Regions from separate parts of the Mus musculus genome. Here region 2 is linked to region 1. Evidence: chromatin loops called from intact Hi-C (ENCODE). Cell type or tissue: heart. All regions are shown on one strand. Links, peaks and the distances in the headings refer to the core of each region. The heading gives the core; the rest is flanking DNA. Region 1 overlaps Selplg (selectin, platelet (p-selectin) ligand). Region 2 overlaps Gm30812 (a long non-coding RNA gene).

Region 1 (8,448 bases), core at 333-8,332:
CCAGGACAGCCAGAGCTACACAGAGAAACCTTGTCTCGAGAAAACAAAAGCAAAACAAAACAAGCACTTGCTGTTTGTCCAGAGGACCAGGGATTCCCAGCTCCGACAACTGTGTCTCCAGTTCCAGAGGATCCCACACCTTCCTCAGACACTGCATACACAGGATGCACAGACATCCAAGCAGGCCAAACACAAAAATAAATAGATTTTTTAAAAAAATGTATATTTAATCGCTGATCATGGTAGGTCCTACTTATAATCTCAGCGCTCAGGAGGTTGAGGCAGGAGGATCACTAGTTTAAGGACAGCTTAGGGAGAGACTCTTGTCTCAAAGATATAATAATTAAAATTAAAAATTAAATAAAGAGGGGGAAAAAAGAAAGAAAACAAAATTTAACTCAAACCTTACGGGAGGGTAAGGAACCTTCTCTGATGGTCGGTTGGCATTATTTGTGTGGATATGCACAAAGCTTCCAGCCAAGGGTCTCAACTCAGGAGATGTCTGCCGCCACCGTGCCTGCCCCAGACCAGGCCAGCACTGTCTTGAGGTCCTCGGTGGGGGCAGGCTAAACCATATCTCTGCTCCTGTCTCCTCAGGTACCATGTCCCCAAGCTTCCTTGTGCTGCTGACCATCTTGGGCCCTGGCAACAGCCTTCAGCTGCAGGACCCCTGGGGGCATGAAACCAAGGAAGCCCCGGGTCCTGTGCATCTCCGGGAACGGAGGCAGGTGGTTGGGGATGACGATTTTGAGGACCCTGACTATACGTATAACACAGACCCCCCAGAATTGCTGAAAAATGTCACCAACACCGTGGCTGCTCACCCTGAGCTGCCAACCACCGTGGTCATGCTAGAGAGAGATTCCACGAGCGCTGGAACCTCCGAGAGAGCCACTGAGAAGATTGCCACCACTGACCCTACTGCCCCAGGTACAGGAGGGACAGCTGTTGGGATGCTGAGCACAGACTCTGCCACACAGTGGAGTCTAACCTCAGTAGAGACCGTCCAACCAGCATCCACAGAGGTAGAGACCTCGCAGCCAGCACCCATGGAGGCAGAGACCTCGCAGCCAGCACCCATGGAGGCAGAGACCTCGCAGCCAGCACCCATGGAGGCAGAGACCTCGCAGCCAGCACCCATGGAGGCAGACACCTCGCAGCCAGCACCCATGGAGGCAGACACCTCAAAGCCAGCACCCACGGAGGCAGAGACCTCAAAGCCAGCACCCACGGAGGCAGAGACCTCTCAGCCAGCACCCAACGAGGCAGAGACCTCAAAACCAGCACCCACGGAGGCAGAGACCTCAAAACCAGCACCCACGGAGGCAGAGACCACCCAGCTTCCCAGGATTCAGGCTGTAAAAACTCTGTTTACAACGTCTGCAGCCACCGAAGTCCCTTCCACAGAACCTACCACCATGGAGACGGCGTCCACAGAGTCTAACGAGTCTACCATCTTCCTTGGGCCATCCGTGACTCACTTACCTGACAGCGGCCTGAAGAAAGGGCTGATTGTGACCCCTGGGAATTCACCTGCCCCAACCCTGCCAGGGAGTTCAGATCTCATCCCGGTGAAGCAATGTCTGCTGATTATCCTCATCTTGGCTTCTCTGGCCACCATCTTCCTCGTGTGCACAGTGGTGCTGGCGGTCCGTCTGTCCCGTAAGACCCACATGTACCCAGTGCGGAACTACTCCCCCACGGAGATGATCTGCATCTCGTCCCTGCTACCTGAGGGGGGAGACGGGGCCCCTGTCACAGCCAATGGGGGCCTGCCCAAGGTCCAGGACCTGAAGACAGAGCCCAGTGGGGACCGGGATGGGGACGACCTCACCCTGCACAGCTTCCTCCCTTAGACTCCCCTGCCTGCCCACCTAAGCGAGACCTTTGCTAGCTCCACTCTCACCCGCTGGTCACAGAGGTCATAGATCTGGGCTTCCTGGGTGAAATGTATTCACGGGAGTCTTTAGAGCGCCCACCGCTGTGTGTCTCCCTGCAGGTCACTGGATACCTGTCCTTGCGTTCTCCAGAAAGACTCAGCTCCCTTATTCCACTCCCAAAAGCTACTCTGTTGGTTGCCATGGTAACCCGGTAAGAGAGGAGCTTTGTGGGAGGCCGCCATGTCTGCTTCTCTGATTCCAGTGGCAGGTAGCCTGGCTTTCCCAGGTCCCTGGCTTGGAGGGATGGTCCTTCCTTTGGGCCCGTGTGAACCAACGAGTTTCCGTACAGTGACAGAATGACCTCGCGCTGCGGCCTGGCCCAGCACAGGCATCCAATAAACATATTATAATAAACGATAGCTGAGTCCTTCATGTGCCTAGGCTGCCATCTCCAGCCCTCCCGGAGGGCGCTTAGACCATTGTCCACACCGCTCTTAGACATCTAATACATGCTTGGGCAACTGCAAGGGGCACTGGAGGGTTTAAGCGACACGTGGTAGGTAGCATATGCCCATCACCCAAGCAGTACAGGAGTTCAAGGTCATCCTTGGCTCGTTAACTGCCTGGGCTACATGAGACCCTGTCTCCGAGAAAACTAAAGCTGGGTCTGGCTGGCTGGCTCAGCCGGTGAAGGTGCTTGCTGCTACGCCTCATGGCCTAAGCTCCAGGGGGGCCCTCATGGTGGAAGGAGAAGGCTGACTCTCCAAAACTGTTCTCTGGCATCCATACTCACAGGTAAATATGAACACAACTACACAAGCTAGAGAACTTTATTGAATCTACCCTTTCCAAGGTGGGTCAAAGGAGGAAGGTCCCTTTGGTGTTGGCCAATTTCTTTTTAAAGATTTATTTATGTTTATGAGTATGCTGTCACTGTCTTCAGACACAGCAGAAGAGGGCATCGGATCCCATTACAGACTTGAGCCACCCCGTGGGTACTGGGAATTGAACTCAGGAACTCTGGAAGAGCAGTCAGTGCTCTTAACAGCTGAGCCATCCCTTCAGCAGCCCTGTCAGATTTTTTTTTTTAATCACCAAAGAGATTTTATTCAAGTTTCTAACACAAATGAGTTATTTTGGTTTTGAATTACAGAACTAAGTCCAAACTGAAAACAAATAGTTTCTCTTTTATGTTTGTTTGCTTGTTTTTTCAAGACAAGGTTTCTCTGTGTAAAGGAGGCCTGGGTGCTTTGGAATTGCTCTGTAGACCAGGCTGGCCTTGAACTCACAGAAATCCACCTGCCTTCACCTCTTGAGTGCTGGGATGAAAGGGGTGCACCACCACGCCTGGCTCCCTTGCCAGTCTTTAAGGTCTACCAGGCCAGGCCCTTTGCAGCCTTTGCTCTGTTTTTCCCTCGTTTCTTTTCTCTGTTGGCTTTGTCTTTTTCTTTGCCTCTGGTTTATCCACACTGGGTACTGGCCATGCTGGTCTAGAAGAGTCTTTCTGTTTCTCTTAATTTCAATTTCCATTTTCATGTCATCCTTTTCCTCATCCGCGCCACACCGCCCTTCCTCGCACTGCATTTTCTCCTGGAGAGGTTTGTTATCTCCTCAACGTCTTTCATTAGAGCATTTCCGTCCACTCTGAGGATACTCTTCCATCTGTTGAGCTCTCTTGGCGCAGTCTTCTCTTGTCAGCACGCATCTTCCTCTTCTACTTACTCCACAGGCTTTTAGCCATGCTTCACCTGAGAGACAGGACTGCACACCACGTGTGGGATGCCAACCACAGATTTTTTTTTAAAGGCTAAGATGGTGAGTTCACACTCTTTTATTGTTTTTGTTTGTTTGTTTTTGTTTTTCGAGACAGGGTTACTCTGTGTAGCCCTGGCTGTCCTGGAACTCACTTTGTAGACCAGGCTGGCCTCGAACTCAGAAATCCACCTGTCTCTGCCTCCCAAGTGCTGGGATTAAAGGTGTGTGCCACCGCGCCCGACTAGAGTTCACACTCTTAACCCCACCCTGGGGGCAGCAAAGACAGGCATAGTGGTTCACTGGTCACCTAAAGTCTATCCTACCTCCAAAAGGCCAGGCCAGGCCAATAAGAGAGCATCTCAAAAGAAAGTTACTGAACAACAACAGCTGAGATGTCCTCTGGCCTCTATGTGCGCGCGCACACACACACACACACACACACACACCTATAAACAGGCAACAAGCTGGATCAGGCTCTGTGAGCTTATTAACCCCTATTTGCAGAGCAGCGAGACACAGGGTCACAGTTTTGTCAGCTTTCTGACCTTGGCTTTAGAGCCTATGTTCCAAGAGCCCCTCCACCCAAGCCAGCCACGAGGGCTGCCCATCTGTGGGCCACACAGATGATGGACATGCCCACCTCACTCAGACACCAAGGCATCATGGCACCCATAACTCTCACGCTGCTTGTCCTGCCCCAAGTCCTTCCTTCCATCCTTTCCACAGACAGAAGGGGACAGCTGCTTGAACCATACAGCATCCTGTCTCCTGGAAGAATGATGGTTTTTCTCTTCCAAAAAACACTCTCTGGAGCCTCTTTGGGAAGAAGAGGCTTTGCCCTATCTGCAGAGGGTGTGACCCACAATTCCAGGGCTCGAAGAAAAGGCTTCATTATGGGAGAGAGGGATGGAGAAGGAAGAGAGCCACAGAGAAAGACAGGAAGGAACGTGGCAGGCGATGGGGCCCTCAGGGACAGAGCAGGGAGTGTAGGGAGATGTCCCAGTATCTGGAGGTGGCAATGTCTGCTGCTTTCCTCTGGACCTGCAGAGGCCGCCAGCTGGCGGACTGAGCAGATCCTGGGTTTATCCTCCCTTTGGATCAAAAAAAGTAGCGGGGAGGATTCACAGACCTGGAAGCTACAGGATTTGAGGGCACCATAACAATTCCCCAGGGTCCTCGTCCCCTTCCTGGGGATGCTGTATAAGAACGTTTTCTTTCTCGGATGGGTCACCCGCTGGGTGAGGTGAACAGCCACCAGGGGGCGCCAGCCACCTGCTTCTGGGAGGAGGTGTCCGGAGGCCCAGCTCGGGGTTTTGAGTGTGGAAGCTTTTGGCTTTTCTGGCAATGTATTCGCTAAACAACTGATTCTCAAAACGTGACACCTGGCCTTGGGAAGATTCCAGGTGTCTCTGGCTCACAGATGCCCCCCTCTGCCCCATCTCTGTATGCCCCTGACCACGCAGAGCCTGAGTCGGTCAAGGCACCCTCTCAGCAAACCCACACAAGTCCTCAGAACGTCTTGAATCCCTTAAACGGTTTCTAAAGAGACCTTCAAATCTCCATTCCACAGAGGAGGAAACGGAGGTGCAGTGAAGTGAAGCCCAGCCCGACCCCCATCACACAGAGAATGTGGGAGCCCGGGCCCTTCTGCTCTTACTGTGACATCATCCCATGCTCCAGATCACACTGGGGTTCTGGGGGAATTCTGTGCCCCCAAAGACTCATCCTGCTGACCTTCCCTGACACTCGGAAGTCTCTCTTATTGTCCTTTAATTGTTCCTTGAAACAGAGAAAGAGCAAGGATACTTGGAAGGGTGACTGAAAGGGTAGAATCCAGCCCCTCTCTGTACAGAGCAAGACAAAGCAGAGCTGGGGCCTAGCACAGAGGGTTGGCATTTTATTCTGCACTTACTACACGCCTGACACCTATATTATCGCACTCACACCGGGGGTGGGGGCTGTAAATAGGGGTGCGACGATCACCTGAGCTGCTGCCTGGGGGAAACTGGAACTCAAAAATTGGGAGCACACAGATTGCATTGCCAAAAAGCCGGAAGAGGCGGGGAGGGGGTCGGACAGGAGGTGGGGTCAGGCATAAGGGGTCAGGCAAGAGAAGGGGGACTAAGTTTATGTTCAGTCCGTGACTCCGCCCATCGTGTCAGGGGCTGCCCCCTCCCACCACCCCCTCCCCCCCACATGGATGTTGACAGCTGATCCCGGCAGTTTTTCTCTCTGCCACTCACACAAGCCACAGGGTGTTAGAGCGTGTACTAGCATGGACCCAGTGGTGCGAGTGAGAGAAATGAACAAGGCAGGAGTGGGGGTGGGGGTAGTATCCAAAAAAGGATGAGTTAGTTGCTGCGGGGGCGGGGTGGGGGAGACTGAGGATGCTGGTAGCTCGCAGCTGAACCCAATGGATGAACGGATTAATGGAGGGTGGAGACACACCTGCGAGAAACTGGAGTTAGAGTGAGAGGAAGAGCTAGCTAAGACCTCAGGGTTCCAACGTGGGCCCTTGGGAAAGGCAGCAGAGGGTTGTAGAGGGCTGGGATGAGGAAGGGAGGGGTCCCTAAAGGCCTTCCAGGTGCTTCCCCGAGGCAGGCGCTGTTTGACACCATCATCCGTCAGAGGAATGCACAGGGAAACCCCACTGAGGGTCAGGGCACACCGAGACTGAAACTGAAAAAGAGCAGCACCCGGCTGGATGGGGAGGGGCTGGGGTGCTCCGCATGGTTGATGGGGTCCCATATGTTACACCTGCTCTGAAACCCAGTTGGGCAAGTTCCTATAGAGCTCACCAGTCGCTGTAAAGCTTGGGCATCCCACTCGAGACCTTTACCCGAGAGGATGCAAACACGTGCTGATCTGAACGGGTCCACAGGTTGGGAGCAGCCTCAGTCCTAACAGCCTGCGAAGGGGTAACTACATTGTGATATGTCCATACAGTGGGCTAGTACTCAGAATAAACAAAGCGGTTCCCAGCACACCCGCAGACCCGGTGAGCTCACGGACAGAGCCAGGCTGTTTGTAGAAGTGAATCCCAATGACACACTATCCAGGAAGGGGCTGGAGAGATGGCTCAGCGATCGAGAGAGCATTGGCTGCTCTTGCAGAGGACCTGGATTGGGTTCCCAGCACGTGGGAGCTCACAAACACCTGTAATTCAGCTCCAGGGTATTGGGTGTCCTCTCCTCACTCCCATGGGCACAGACTATATGTGATTCACATGAATGTATGCAAGAAAAACAGTCATACATGTACAAAAAAATCTAAAAAAAAAAAGTTCAGGAAAGGACTGGAGAGGTGAATCTGCGCTTAAGAGTACTCACCGTCATTACAGAGGACATGAGTTTAGTTCCCAGCATCCTCTGGTCGCTCACACGCAACTGTCACTCAGGCTCCAGGGTATCCAGCGCCCTCTTCTGGCTGCTGTGGGGACTTCATTCACCTACATATGCCTGTACAGAAACACATCTACATGTATAGTTGAAGAATTTAAAAACTATAAACGATCAGAAGAGCTTGGGAGAGGGCTCCGTGAGTAAAAGTGTTTGTCAAGCAGAGAATCCGAGTTTGAATGCTCAGAGTCACGTGATGGTTCCTGGGATCTCAGTGCTCTGTGGTGAACCGGAGGCAGAGAAGGAACAATGTCCCAAACACAAGGGCTCAGCTCACTTATCAGAGCTGCTTCTGGGCTCTGGATGGATTTAGCCACCACTCTGGCCTCCTGTGTGTCCTCACGCTTCTTCTGGGGAATGACATTTCACTCCATCCTTACCCTGGTACTGGATGTGGAGATGAGCCTGATCTCTTGTCCTACAGGATGGGTGCCTCTGTGTCTATCCATGTCACCCAGAGGCCATTGTTTACCTGTTCACAAGTTCTCTATTCCCTGGGTTAGGAAGGATATGGACAGGCTGAGACCCAGCTGGCTGTTTTCTGAGGGCCTCTTTGTGCCTCCTGGGTGGTCCCTAGGCAGAGGGCAAAGGACACTGCCACCCCCACCTACCTGTGCCCCTCCTGCAGACAGTCCCGGCAACAAGGATCCCTTACTGCTAGCTAAGTGTGATCCCTTGCTGCTAGCTAAGCATGATGCCTTGCTGCTAGCTAAACCAGTTGTCACGCTCTCCCACTGATCTCTCACCCAGGTGGGTCCTTGCACATCCATCACCGTGGGGAACTCAAGTGGCGGACACACACACCAGGTAAGAGCAGAGAGAGGAAATGAACTCACACTCAGCTCAGATCCCTTTCTAAAGACTTGTGCCATTTGAAATCCTCTCCTAAGGAATGGTGCTACCCACAGTGGAGGGTTCTCCCTGCTGGAGGAAATCTCCTGTAGACACGCCCACAGGGCAACCAACCTAATCTAGTTACTTCCTCTTTGAGACTCCCTTCCCAGGCTGATAATCAAAAGCCACAGAGCCTGAAAATCAGAGATCTGGACTACTCCCTCCCCCAGTATAATGGTACTTTTTTTGGGGGGGGGAGTCAGGTGCAGTGGCACACACCATTAGTCCCAGACATCAAGAGGTAGAGACATGTTGAAGAATAGAAAATTACTGGCCTCTTGTGAAAACATGAATTTTTTACCTCGGAGCCCACCCCCTCCCATCTAGAGATTGTTCCCAGAACACTCCTAAACTTTTCACCCCAAAACTCCTCACCCTAAAGTTCGAACCCTCCCAACTAAAAACTGTTCCAAGAACATTTTTGAGATAAAGGCCTCCTGGAACAACCTCAAAATGAACCAGGTACTCCTTAGTTACGTAGGTTCCTTGATAGGACATGACTCCTTAGTTACGTAGAATCC
Region 2 (8,448 bases), core at 128-8,127, 340 kb after region 1:
TACTGTTAACGTTATTCAGGCGCCGCTCATGCAATGGGAAAGTCACTCCTGGTCCCTACCTTCACTATGTGCCAGGTTTGGCTGACATAACGATGGACCAAAGAACTCATCTGGGCAGAGCACTTAGTAGGACCTCACTCTAGATTACTGCAGAGATGGACATTCAGGAAAACACTGCCCAGTCCAGGAGGGTGTATGCCTCAGTCAGCAATGGCTACGGTAGAGCTGTGTAACAAACAGCCTTCACCTCTAAATGTTATGGGGGGTCCACTGAGTTGTTTCCTCGTGTGGGGCTCCAGATGAAGGAGATTAAAGTCAACTAAGAAGAATGGCCTGGGACAAAAGTCCACAGATGTTTTGAGAAGGACCTCCAGGAAGCAGGGGCCAGGTTGGGAGGGTGGCTCCACTCTGAGAATGGTTCTCAGATTCAAGAAGTGACTCTGGTATCAGGTAGGCTTGAGTTCCAATCCTGGCTTCTTCATTGAGCGAGGCACAATTGGCACAAGCTTGGCCAAGCCTTCGTGTCCTCTGCAGGTCTTGGTGAGGACTGAGTAGGGGCATAATGGGATGTGAAGTTCTTCGTACCATTCTGGAATGAGGTAGAGAGTTGAGTTCTTTGTTACACACAGTGTATCAGCTAGCTACTGCTTCATAACAACCATGCCCAAACTTACAGCCTCAGTCCTTTCAGTTACCGTATGTGAGTTGACTGGTCACTCTTCTGGACCATGTGGACCTGCTTCTGTGTCTGGGTGTTGCATGAGGTGGCTTTTTCCTCTTGGTTTTGGGACAAAGTATCTCTACCAGCCTTAGCAGTCTAGTCTGGGCTCGTACCCTGTAGCTGACCAATGTTACAAAGGACAGAACACCATCCCATTGCCTTAAGAGCTAGGGACTATCAGAGTTGCTTCAGCTATCTTCAATCAGCCAGACTTAAGTGACAGTGCTAGCCCAGGGTCAAGGATTTTAACTCTGTGTGTTAGTGGGAGAAGATGGAGCCATGATGGGAGATGGTATGTGCTGAGAGGGGCAGAAGACTATGGCCATTTCTGCATTCGCCACACGTGGCTCTGGGGTCACGAGATGATGTGGGGGTGAGAGGGAATGTTCCCAAAGCAGGCAGCTCAGAAGTGTTCTCCCAGCGTTGCCCCACAGCAGTCTGCTGTGACAAGCTCTCAGCTTGCCATCAGCGTCAGCAGAGAAAGCCCTGCTTGTCAGCTCCTAGGGCAGCAATGCAGAGTTCAGAACTGTGGTCCCGATCTTAGTCTGAGAATCCTGGCTTGCTCTGGCCGTCCTTAGTTAACTTGAGGAGACACCCAGTGAGGCTACAGCTTTTTCCTCCAGACTGCCCAGAGAGCCCCACTCTGTGTATCTAAAGGGGTGGTGCTGCTGTTTGTGGGAGACTGGATTCTGAGCCCAACTTCCTGAGTGTGAGCTCACAGCTCTTACCCACGGCTGAGCCGCTGGGCCGTGGCATTAGTTAAGTTCTCATTGTGCCTGTGACAGATGCCTCACACAAAAAACTTAAAGGGGAAAGGACTGGGCTTAGCGCATGCCTTCTGTTTTCAGAGGGTTCAGTCCCTAGTCGCTCGGCTTGAGCACTTGGGCAGAACATGGCAGCAAGAGCTGGGAGAGCCTGGTAGAGGTTATACCCTAATTCTTGGTGAACAGGAGGGGGCTGTGAAAGAAGAGGACCGAGATCCCAAGAACACCCCTCCAGTCCAACTCTTGACTTGGCAGCCTATCGTTCTATGAAGTCATTGGTCCATCAATTGGATCAGACTGTCAATCTAAGGTCTCTGAAAACAGCTCACAGACACACCCAGAAGTGGGCTTACCAAACCCCTGGGTGTTTCTAATCCAGTCAAGTTGAGGAACAATGTTGACCACTGAATCTACATTACAGGTAAGTTGGCCAAGGCCCAGAGAGGTCTAGTCACTTGCCAATGACATAGAACTAGGGGGAGCTTCTGTTCTAGGTTGGCGGCTCCTTCCTTTTCTCAGGGCAGATTCCACAGAAGCTGACGATCAATGCTCATGTGCCCTGTTGTCTCTGAGCAGGGCTGTTCTGCACAGGTGAAAAGACTCCAGAGTCCCCTCCTGCATCCACAGGCCCTGGCACCTTTAAGTCAACCACTCCCTCCCCTTGGACATCTCCATCCCTCCATTGTCACTTGCATTAGCAACAGTCAAGGAGACTCCATCCAAGTCCAAACAGGGTGGGTCACATGCAGGATCCTGAGCCTTCAGACCGTTAGAAAGAATCCAGGGGCAGAAGTTTCTCCATTTTCTGCTGAACCCTGATGAGCCAGCCATCGTTTGTCTTGACATGGAAACAATCCACACCTTGCTGGTGCTCACAGTGAGAAAGGCGAACCATATAACACTTACCCAGTGCTTGCCAGTGATCAGGAAAAAGACACAGTGGCTGTGGAGTCCCTGTGAAAGGAGCTGCAGAGCTGTGTCACTGTCGTCTGCATGGCTAGGACTGGGGGCACTGAGAACATCATCAGAAGAAGCTAGTGAGGTCTCCTGGTGCACAATCCCTAAGAGAGACAGAGAAGCCATTAGCAGCAGGAGGGCCGCACTGCAGAGATTTCTGTCCCTTGGCAAAGAGCTGAGAGAAAGCAAGAAGGTTGTGGTGTGACCTAGGGCTGGGTGGGGGGATTTCTGGGAAGGGATCCCATGTAAAACCTCAGCAGCAAATGGTGGGTCCCATCCAGACCTGTTTCTGTAGCCTGCCTGCTGCACTGCTGTGATCACAGCAGCAAAGACCCCAGTACCTTCTCTGTCCATGACTCTTGTCCTTGGCTTTGGGATTAAACTACCCCTCCCCCATGTGCCACCCCTCCTCCATTTTCCCTGCTGCTGTTACAAACACCCAACAAAAGCAACTTCAGGAAGGGAGGGTTGACCCCAGCTCAGAGTCTGAGGGTGTTTTCCATCATGGTGGGGGAGGTCGCGGTGATGGTGGGAGATGGTGGTGAAGGAGCATGAGTCAGAGGGTCACTTAGCATCTGTAGGCAGGAAGCACGAAGTGATGAATGGCAGCGCTCAGCTCATCACATTTTTATTTAGCCCTTGATACCTAAGAGCTGTGAGTGGAGGGTGGGTGGGTCTTCACTCCGCTCTGGAAACATCCTCACAGACACATTCGGGTCTCCCAGGTGACCACAAACCCACTGGAGTCACAGTGAAGGTGAACTGCTCACACCGGGGCAAGAAAAGGCTCAATCCTGCTGGTGCCCTTGTCCACACCAGGAGACCACACCCAGGCTGTTTGTTTGTCTAAGGACCATAGAAGATGGGTGAAAAAGAGCCTGCTGTTGGTTGGATGAGCCCAGAGGGTTAAGAAAGCTTATTTAGAACAGCAAATCAGAGTGGCTGGCCATGCTGCCACACTGTTGCTGTTTATCTCCAACCTTTCTAGGGCTATTTGTTACACAGTAGCCTCATCAGAACGAGAAATAGATACAAAATGGTACAAGTGCATGCTGGTGTAACCCAGCAACCAATGCTGATATAACCCAGCGCTCCCTGCTGGTGTAACCCAGCAACCAGAGACCCGGATACCGGCTCATGTTTGGTGAGGTCTGCTTCTGCCACAAGCGGTGTCCCTGGCAGGACTGACCAGCCGAGATGATTCACAGGTGCTACCTTGCTAATTTCTCTTGTTCATAGAGAATTCCCACTGGCCTCCACCTCCCAGGGATGAGCGTATCTTTGATGCTGCCTCTAGAGCATAGTGCCCAGCGTGGATCAGTCATGCCACCCACTTCTCAACCAAGTAGACACAGGTCAGCCAGGTTCCAGGTTTTGAGTGCCTCTTCACGGGGAATTCCTACAGATCACTTTGCCTGGCCTTAGGATTGTAACCAACTCCAAAGATGCGCACATATCCGAATAACCACAGAACCACATCCCTGTGCTCTGAGCTGGTCAGTAACAGAATAAACTATCTGATAATACACCAGGAATCCCAAATTAAGCTGTTTAATCCTCCCAGGATAGTACAGTCTGTGCCCTTATCATGAGATTAAAAACAAAGCAAAAGCCAGTAAAAGATTTTTAAAATCCACACTATATATAGGGCATGGTAGCTCATACCTGAAATCCCAGCCCTCTCAGATGTTGAGGCAGGAGGATTTTTATAAGTTCAAGGCCAGCCTGGACTACTAGTAAGATAAATATCTTTTAAAAAATCCATATTGCATGACTATATTAGATTTATGATTATATCCACAGTGTTAAACACACACACACACACACACACACACACACACACACACGCGACAAATGGCAAAAAAAGAAAAAAGGAAAAGAAAAAAAGAAGAAAAGAGAAGAGGGAAAGTTAGGATTTTATGGACAAAATCCATGTGGCTAAGAAACAAAGGAAAAGATGCTCACATTCCCCAGCGTTAGGAAAGTGCAAATTAAATACCCTCCTGGACTGTCAAAATGAAAGGAGTTCCAGCGCCCCCTCCTGGCCAGGGTCAGAGCAAAGGCTACATTCTTGTCTGGCAGCAGAGGATCCAGGCCTGGGGAGACTTCTAAGATGGTGCCCTTAGCCACTGTCTTAGTCAGGGTTCCTATTCCTACACAAAACACTATGACCAAGAAGCAAGTTGGGGAGGAAAGGGTTTATTCAGCTTACACTTTCCATATTGCTGTTCATTACCAAAGGAAGTCAGGACAAGAACTCAAGCAGGTCAAGAAGCAGGAGCTGATGCAGAGGCCATGGAGGGATGTTTCTTACTGGCTTGCTTCTCCTGGCTTGCTCAGCTTGCTTTCTTATAGAACCCAAGAATACCAGCCTAGGAATGACTCCACCCACAAGGGACCCTCCCCCTTTGATCACTAATTGAGAAAATGCCCTACAGCTGAATCTCACGGAGGCTGTTTCCCAACTGAAGCTCCTTTCTCTGTGATAGCTCCAGCCTGTGTCAGGTTGACACACAAAACCAGCCAGTACAGCCACCGAGTAACAGAAAATCTTCTACCAGGGGCTTCTGAGCTGGTGTTGTTTACCCTGCCTCTACCTCTTCTAACTTTTCCCTTTTCTCTCTTCCCCTCTTCCCTCCTCTCGAGTTGTCTCTCTTCTCCCTGCCACCCCCCCATCCCTTTCCTCCCCTTCTTATTCTTCTATTGCTTCCTCTCACCCTGCCCCGTGGGCGGTGGGCACCCTTCCCATTTCCACATTCCCCTCTCTCCCTTCCTCCTCCTCTTTTTCGCCCCCCACTCCCTTCTCCATGTCGCCTCTTCTTCCTATTCTGTCTTCTTTCTCACCCTCCTCCTCTTCCTCCTCATCCCCTTCACCCTTTCCTCCATGTCCCCCTTTTTAGTATCAGGAACCTCTTCAAAGAAGATTTTAGAGAGACAACCCCCCCCCCCGGAGCCATGGAACGAGAAAGCACAGTCATGGTTGTAGCTGGGGGCAGAGGGCTCCATCTTCTTTCCTGACATCTTCATCATAGAGTCAAGGAATTTCCCATGATTTCACAGAAGGACATGTGAACAGCCTTCAGAGGACAGGGAATGGCTGAGGCCACACAGCTGATGGTGACTTGGGCCAGCACTGTGCAGTGTGATTCTATGCTGTTCTGTTATCATCGTTAGGACCACCTGGAGTCCTCCCCGGAGCACCTTGCAAGGACACATTGAATGTTTGACAACTACTCCTATTTCCCTAGCAAAGGGATTGACAGGTGACTGGATATGGTCCACCCACAGCAGGAAGAGACCATGCCGTCTCAATGTCAGGCATGTTTTTTACAGTATCACTGCCCCAGGCACGGTGGCTGGCAAAGCCTTGACCAGCCCCTGTGATCTCTCCTACCTGTCAATCATACTCTGTCATTGCTGTCTTCCCTTCCTTCTTTGGGGATTGGGTCTCCATTCCCTCAGCATTCAGCACAGGCCACCTTGGCTACTCAATGGCTGTAACTGTCAGAATGTCCATTCTTAGGGCTCGGCTATGTGTCAGTTCTGGTGGAGGGAGGTGAAGGCAGAGGATTCTGGGGCAATGGTAGAAGATCCCATTGTGTCACCCTGGGCAGCGTGCCTGCTGCTCTGTGCCCTCACTGTTCTACAGAGACAGAGTTGTGATTGTGATGCTGTGGGGTCAAGTGAAGGAAGCCGAGTGACCCAGGAAGGAAGTCTGTACTAGAGCAGCGTTTGGGTGTAGACTGGGCAGAACAAATGAGCGCCATCCCCACCTGGCTGCACTCTGCCTGTTTATCCACTGGAATCTTCTGGCAGTATGACTCCCCTCTGCGGGGTTCTATCCACTCCAAGCTCCCAGAGTATAGTTGGGGGGGGTGTCCTTCCTTCTTAAGATGTTTTAAGGTGTGTGTGTGTGTATTCTGAAGCTGGAGTCACAGGCAACCATGAGCCTCCTGATGTGGAAGCTGGGAAGTGAACTTTGTCTTCTGCAAGAGCGGGATGTGCTATTAACCACCTGGCCTTAGCTCCAGCCGAGTGTGTGGGCTTTTGGGTGGCCTCGCTAATGGACTTAGTCTTTCGAAAGAGCCTAGGTGTCTTCCGCATTATACTGAGTCACATGCTCAATCTCAGCCAATCATTGGCTATACTGGGTCACATGCACACTCTCAGCCAATCATTGGCTATAGTGAGTCACATGCTCACTCTCAGCCAATCATTGGCAAGGGAAACAGCATTTATGAGCCTGTGATGTGCAGGGCTGTGGCTGATGAGAAACCATGTGGGCTTGGGAAAGATGCATTAAAGGAGTGGAATGTCCTGCCCAGAGGGACCTCTGCTGTTTTCAATTTTCATTCTAGGACCCCCCCCCCCCCACTCACTGAAGGCACTCAGCAGCTGGCGAGGGGGATGGTACTCCCTCCATTCCTTCTCTAGAGCTCATCTCCACCAGCTCCAGTATCCAATGCAGGCAGAAACGCATGATGGAGCTGGGAGACATTAACAAAAGATTTTGGGCTGGGTTCAAGTAGGTCGACTCCTTCAGGTTAGGGTGGGTGTCTGCGTGGCGTGATTTTGTTTGTCGTGCCTGAACCTAGTGTGGTAAAGGAGTGGGTCTCGGTTTAGCAATGAACTCTAGAGCTCTTATTTATTAATAACAGTCACAGATGCTCAAAATAAACTATGTTTGGTCAGAGGCGTAACCAGCCCTGGCTACAGTTCACTATGACTTCCAATTACTTACAGCATGGAGGATATTTGGTTAACATCTTTCTCCTTGGAGCTGTGGTGAGGAAGGGGGTGTGGCTGCCTCAGCCTCTGTGGACCCCATGCTAAGGGTAATGAAACCAGACTCCACCCGAGTAAGAGACTGCATCACCATGGCAACTTCCCCACTATGGAGACCCTCTATGGCCAGAGGCATGCCATGGCAAAGAAGCCTCAGTTTCTCCATCCATAAGGCAGGGTCTTGGATGGCTGACGGGCACGAGGCACGAAGGCAGCTTTAGGGTGGGTCCTCCATAGCTAGTCAGCTGCAGAGCTAGGGTGCAAGTGATCTCCAAAGCTTGCCCCGCAACGACCCAGCCCCACCCAGTGGGAAGGAGCAAGGGACCAGTGATCTTTTCTTGAGACTGGTGCTCTGCCATCAGGGCCAGGTCAAAAGTTCCGGTGCTTCTTCTAAAATGGCCCTCATCAGAGAGTCCCTGGAGCCACATGATTCTTAAAACTCTTCAGCATTCTGGAGTAGGAGCTATCCCCTGAGCTTGTTCCCCCACCCCCATCACACCCCATACCCTCTCATTCTCCTGTCTTCCACCCTCTTTCCTTTTCTGCCCTTCTGTCTGTTTTTCTGTTTCTGTTTCCTGTCCCCATTCCCCCCTCAGCTCTTTTTCTTCCTTGGCTTACAGAGATGAGGTCTTGCTGTGCAGCCCTGCCTAGCTTCAAACTCAAGGTAATCCTCCTGCTGAGCCTCCCAAGCTGGGATTCCCTGTGTGGGCTGAGTTCTTTGTTTTACCTAACAGCCTGTCTTACTTCCTAACTTTCCCATAAGCCCTTAAATTTCCCAGTCCTGGAGAACTTCCGGACCAGCAGGCAGCGTGCGGGACACGGGGCAGACGATCTGTGTGAGGACTCTGGTCCTGACAGGGCGGCAGCACTAGGTCAGGCAGAGGCATGGAGGAGGGGCTCACCTTAAGATGTTTCAACTGCTTAGTCAGCACGACTGTCATTCTAGACTGACTCCTGGCTTTGAAATGTCTTAGGATACATTGTCTCTCTTTTGGGAATCTGAGCCTCTAGAGAGCTCTTATTATGAAGTGGGTGTCTTTGCCTTTTCCTCTTAGGCAGCACACAAAACGCTTAAGTACTGCCTGTGGCTAAGCCTGTTTAAATAAAGCCTTATTTACAGCCTGGTGGGTCTGGATCCTGGCTTGCTGACCTCTGTTGTGGAGGAAATCAGAGATGGAAGGACAGGACCAATGATCCTTCCTATCCAGGGTTGTACTTCTT

The links. Hi-C counts contacts between places; a loop is a spot of excess contacts. Peaks named below come from ENCODE experiments on the same cell type or tissue, not always from the same donor. Only the 100,000 strongest peaks of a DNase experiment are listed, where the experiment ranks them.
Region 2: a loop joins it to region 1, with 2.6 times the contacts of the local background. A loop is called at or near these places in 8 of 42 quality-filtered maps.

The regions. Positions count from the first base shown.
Region 1 is chr5:113,812,398-113,820,845 of GRCm38, reverse strand. Selplg (selectin, platelet (p-selectin) ligand) reads left to right here. Exons shown (of 2, transcript NM_009151.3): 2 at 598-3,048. The coding sequence starts at 603. The coding sequence ends at 1,856. It overlaps Gm42004 (a long non-coding RNA gene), which reads right to left. Exons shown (of 5, transcript XR_878692.2): 4 at 6,965-7,093; 5 at 5,862-6,543. It also overlaps the pseudogene Gm19931. Among named protein-coding and RNA genes, the nearest start is that of Selplg, 14 kb to the left of the region's middle. In heart, for the core only: CTCF peaks have their summits at 4,887 (motif pointing right) and 7,066 (motif pointing left); no DNase peak of the experiment used is centred there; H3K4me3 peaks cover 544 bases; H3K27ac peaks cover 301 bases; H3K27me3 peaks cover 3,102 bases.
Region 2 is chr5:113,467,644-113,476,091 of GRCm38, reverse strand. It overlaps Gm30812 (a long non-coding RNA gene), which reads right to left. Exons shown (of 3, transcript XR_389557.3): 2 at 2,392-2,546; 3 at 1-589. Among named protein-coding and RNA genes, the nearest start is that of Gm30812, 7.2 kb to the right of the region's middle. In heart, for the core only: CTCF peaks have their summits at 3,558 (motif pointing left) and 4,483 (motif pointing left); a DNase peak (open chromatin) is centred at 4,502; H3K27ac peaks cover 1,367 bases; H3K27me3 peaks cover 477 bases.